Linked DNA regions of Mus musculus: region 2 is linked to region 1. The links are chromatin loops, found by intact Hi-C in ENCODE. Cell type or tissue: gastrocnemius. All regions are shown on one strand.

The links. Hi-C counts contacts between places; a loop is a spot of excess contacts. Peaks named below come from ENCODE experiments on the same cell type or tissue, not always from the same donor. Only the 100,000 strongest peaks of a DNase experiment are listed, where the experiment ranks them.
Region 2: it touches region 1 in a loop (2.6-fold over the local background); 27 of 42 quality-filtered maps call a loop at or near these places.

The regions. Positions count from the first base shown.
Region 1 is chr11:82,889,251-82,891,750 of GRCm38, reverse strand. It overlaps Rad51d (RAD51 paralog D), which reads left to right and starts at 1,127. Exons shown (of 10, transcript NM_011235.4): 1 at 1,127-1,413; 2 at 1,720-1,781; 3 at 1,941-2,059. The coding sequence starts at 1,332. In gastrocnemius, a CTCF peak has its summit at 1,076 (motif pointing right); DNase peaks (open chromatin) are centred at 1,112 and 1,760; H3K4me3 peaks cover 1,480 bases; H3K27ac peaks cover 1,015 bases.
Region 2 is chr11:82,799,345-82,801,844 of GRCm38, reverse strand. Lig3 (ligase III, DNA, ATP-dependent) reads right to left here. Exons shown (of 20, transcript NM_010716.3): 18 at 2,225-2,423; 19 at 1,548-1,669; 20 at 1-564. The coding sequence ends at 331. Among named protein-coding and RNA genes, the nearest start is that of Lig3, 19 kb to the right of the region's middle. In gastrocnemius, no CTCF peak of the experiment used is centred here; a DNase peak (open chromatin) is centred at 1,436.

The sequences.
Region 1 (2,500 bases):
GATACTTCTAAGGCTCTCTATCCTGGGATCTAAGCAGCAAATCCCACCATAGCCAGTAACGCAGGCACAGTGAAAGCTTACTGTGGGTTGTAGCTCACAGAGTAGCTGGTTTCAGGGCCAGGATTCCAAACACCTTGAAAGATTGAGAGACAATGGTGAACATGAGGAGATATTTCTAAAAATGAGCCCTGCAGCTGGATATGGACTGGAGATTCAGTTCTGTGCTTCCTATCTGTATAAATCAAAGAATAACAATCTTACTGAGCCCAAATTCCTTCAACTACAAAATACAGGCAGAAATAGAACCTCACTCGTGGGTTTTGTAAAACTGCTTTATTTCTTCCACTAGATGTGGTTAAAAAAATCAAAATAGTATTTTATATACTCAAGCATTTCCCTACTTCCATTAAAACCTCTGGAAAATGTTGGGCTAGACAAATGGCTAAGTGGTTAAGAGCACTGACTGCTCTCCCAGAAGACCAGTACCCACATGGTGGCTCTTAACCATCTGTAACTCCAGTCCAAGGGATCTGACCCTCTCTCTGGCTGCCTTGGGTACCAGGCATGCCAGGATTGCATAGACATCCATGCAGGCAAAACATCTATATACGTAAGATAGAACTTGATAAATTTGGAAAATATAGGGACACAGGTACTCTCTGTGAACTTCGCTGGATCTCAGCTTGATCATACAATCTGTAATGATCTGAATTGATCCACTTTCATTGTCTTCCTAACAAGAATGCTACTAGAAGTCAGGGATGCTTCACTCTGTAAATATTGAGTTAGGTAGAGTGAGTGTCCCCTAGCTTTGCAAATAGAGGCTGGTATACACAAGAGACTCGTTGGAAGACTCGCTGGACACACAAAATGTGTGTGTGTGTGTGTGTGTGTGTGTGTGTGTGTGTGTGTGTGTGTGTGTGTGTGTGTGTGTGTGTGTGTGTGTGTGTGTGTCGGTGTGTGTGCTTGTGTCTCTGTGCATGTATGTAAGCTCTAGGTGTGCTTGCAGGTGGCTGGCGCGAGTCGCAAAGCCTCTGTGTTTGCCCTCATGGTCAGCAGATGGCGCTGCAGGCCTGGCCTACAAAAGACGCTCCAGTCCCGGAACCCGGAAGCGTCGGCCGGAGGGGGCGGGCCTAGGGCGCCTAGAGTCTTGCGAGTTGGGAAGGGTTAGTGTCCCTCACCTCGACTTGCATCCTCTTCCCGCCCCTTCGTCCCGCGCTGGCACGCCAGGACCTTTTCCCTAAGTAGAACTGAGGAATGCCCAGAGTGGGGGACTCGGCGAGCGCCCAAGTGACAGAGAGCCCCCAGGGCATCCTGGGTTTGTAGGGACTATGGGCATGCTCAGGGCAGGGCTGTGCCCGGGCCTCACCGAGGAGACCGTCCAGCTTCTCAGAGGCCGAAAGATAAAAACAGGTGACCTCATGGGCACTACCCCGGGGGTCGGCACCGTGGTCGTGGTACACATACGGGGCCTTTTGCTCTAACAGGATGGCCGCACTCTTCCTCTGACTTTCTGAGGAAGCTGGGTTCGCAGGAGCCGAGGCAGAGGATTTTACTGAGTGCTGGGCCCTTTGCGGGGTCGGTCCTGCATCAGGGCCTGCGTGCTCGAGATAGGTAGTAGAATAAGACCTTAATCCCGTTTGACAACAGAGCAAAAGGCAAATGTGGCAAGGCTAAGCCATTCCTGCTGCCAATCACCTGCACCTGCTCTCTTTCCAGTGGCAGACCTGGCAGCTGCTGACTTGGAGGAAGTAGCCCAGAAGTGTGGCTTGTCCTACAAGGTGAGCTCGCGATCTGCAAGCTCCATTCCAACCCCTCTTCCAGCTGCGCCCCCACGCTGCAGGATCAGAGTTCCTTGGGATAGATGGGGGGGGGGGGGGGCGCTGCTCTGAGGGGGCAATCTGGCGGGCCTGGAGCCTGAGTGTCCGCCCTATTGGCAGGCCCTCGTTGCCCTGAGGAGGGTGTTGCTGGCGCAGTTCTCGGCTTTCCCCTTAAATGGCGCAGATCTCTATGAGGAACTGAAGACTTCCACGGCCATCCTGTCCACCGGCATCGGAAGGTTTGTATGCGAACCTGGACAAGGTGAAAGCAGAGACTGAGGCTTCAGAGGACGGGGCTGGTGAGGGCAGTCCAGAGCGGTAGAGGAACTGCAGGCGTGTGGACTCCTGAGTGTTTTTCCCTAGAGTAAAACTGTAGGGTTTCTTAGCCTCAACACAATTGATGGGGGGGGGGGGGGGGGAGGCAAGTCGTTATTTCCTGAGATAGAGATATCCTGTGCGTTGAGAGTCGTTTAACAGCATCCCTGGTCCTTCTCTACCCACCAGATGCCAAGATGCCCCCAGTTTTAATAATCAAAAAATGACTCAGTATCTCCAACAAGCTAACTTTTCCCAGTGAAGAGCCACTGTCCTATAACATAAGATGTCGTTAATACCCCCATTGTTTAGTAGAGTCCACCATACGTCAAAATAAAGCAAGTAGCAAGTGAGACCCGGGGAAG
Region 2 (2,500 bases), 90 kb after region 1:
CCCCATGACTTCTTCATGCCTAGCTTAAGATTTCTTATTTATAAAACTGTAGGACAGTGGCAGAGTGCTGTGCATAGCATGAATAAGGGTCTAAGTTCGTTATCAGTACCACAGACAACTAATAAAAAAGACAAAGCTAGCACCCGGATCTCAAAGTTCCAGTTAAACTGCTTGTGTCCACAGCAGTTAACTCCTGATCCAGAAGAGACCATGAAGAATCAGAGGATATAAGAAAGTAGGCTGCTTGGCAAAGAGGCCCCTACCCTTCAGGCTGAGCCTCATGTGGTAGAGTGGGCAGGAGAGGACAGCCCAAAGAGGAAGACCAAAGTCCTAGCAGGGAGCTATCAGCCTCCGTTTCCGGATACATGCCCAAATCCACTCTGAGGAGACCAACTGGGCATCAGTGTTCTTTTCCCTGTTACCTAGCACATGTGTGGCTGAGCCCATGTCAAATTCCTGTACCAGGTCCCCGTCGAATGCCACAAAGTAGCGTTTGAGACGTTTGAAGTCTGGTGTAGAAGGTGGCAAGTAGAGCCGCACCCCAGTGAAGACATCCAACAGTACCTGCAAACAGAGTGGTGTATCCGGAGTAAGCCCCAGCCTGGGTACAAGTGGGACTTCACCCTCATTACAGGACAGCTAGGGATGCCTGGAGAAAAGACAGAGGCATCGCTATCCCTTCCTTCAGCCATTCAAACTGACCCTGGTCTGACAAGTTCTTCCTGACTCTAAGAAAAAAGGGAGAAGAGATGGGCTCTAACATCTGAGATCCAGCTAAACTGTTTGGAAAAAGGATGTTTCTCCAAGAGCCACCCAATGCAAAATACCCTGGAAGATCAAGTTTGTTCTGCACAGCTACCTAGTCAGAGGGCCTGGGAGTCTTGCTTATCAGTGTAGATGAGTTCACGGGCTTCAGGAAGGGCAGAGAGATGGGAGTGGTTTCTACTGAGAACTGGGTGCAGGCCCCGGGATATCAACTACGTATGCTTGGGCATGGGTGCAATCTGTTCATCGTGGCCAGAAGCTAGCCAGGGCATCATAGACTAGCTAGTAGGTCCTGATTTCAGGACCTGTTGCCAGACCAGGGACTAACAAAAGGGAAAATAGGCTCCTTACTGGGAGCTGTCTATGCCATGGCAGTCTCCCTTTCCTTGCTGGATAGACCTGCTCCGAGAGACAGACACACAAACATGCTGCACCCCACCGCCAGAGTGGGCTTCGTTCTTTAATGTGAACTGTAACAACACTGGCAGCTGGGTGGGCTTGCAGCCTCTCCTGCTAGGCCGGCTCTATCTCCTGCCTGTCTGCATAGCTTTCCTTCCTCTTTGCCGGCTGGCCCGCCGCCTCTGCAAGGCAACAAGAGGGCACAGGGTGGAGCAGCAGGACTGATCACCTGCCCAGACAGGACGGGAGGGGAGGGGCTCCAGGAGTCTTCACCCCCACCCCCAATCAACACGGTCAGCTTTTCACATTCACACACAGGAGCCTGGATCTCCAGTCCCTGAGCCAAACTGGCCTGTGTCCAGCACCACTATTCTTACCCTCACCTTTTTCAGGCATGGGGTCTCATCAGTAGCTTTCCTCTTCATTCCCACTTTGACTGGAGAAGACTTCACAGCCAGCTTCTCTCCTGGTTTCATGGGGGAATGCTTTGGAATCGGTTTGATGCCTGCAGGAAAGCAGAAGACAGGTATGTATAAGGCACTAGGTCTGATCCCTAGCAGTGCAAACTGGGACATGCTTATAATCCAGCACTAACGAGGTGGAGACAGACAGTTCAGAAGCTCAGAGCCATTCTCAACTACATAGTGAGTTAAAGGCCAGCCTGGTGTAGAAAAACCCTGCCTCCAAACCACACAACCAAGAACAAGAAGGAAGAGGGTAAGGAACAGCCCTGAGAGTTGGGGAGAGCACAGAGATCAAGTACTTCTGTTGTAATGATGAACGAACAGGGAGCAAGGCTATCAGCTGGATCCTTTACCTCTAAGCTGGCCCATTCCCCAGTCAGACAGGCTGTCCCTGGGTCCTCTGTCATCCAGGTTTGCTGAGTAGATAAGGGATTCCGGGTAGACCAGTTTCTGGCCCCCTAGCTAGTCACATGCTAGGAATACACTGCCGTAGGGGACACCCAGTCCCAGGACATCAGAGTTGAAATGTATGCCTATGTCCTACCATCGCTGGCCTCCCCACAGCCCTCCCCATCACCTCAGGCCCCTTTACTTACCACCTCTGCTACTGGGGCTATTGAGCTTCTGTTCGGTGGTCTTGGCACTGGCAGAGGACTTACTGGGGGGGCCCTTGCAGGGCCCAGCAGACCCAGCAGTGCCCTCGTTCTCGCCACTGCTGCCTCCAGTAGTGGGGCTTGCCTCATCTCCAGCCACCACAGCAAAGTCTGCCTTGTCTTTGGACAGCTGGTACAGTTCCTGGGAAGGGGGAGGGGGGAGCTGTCACTCACAGACCTACCTGACCCGTGTTTGGGATGAGTGCTTCCTGGCACATA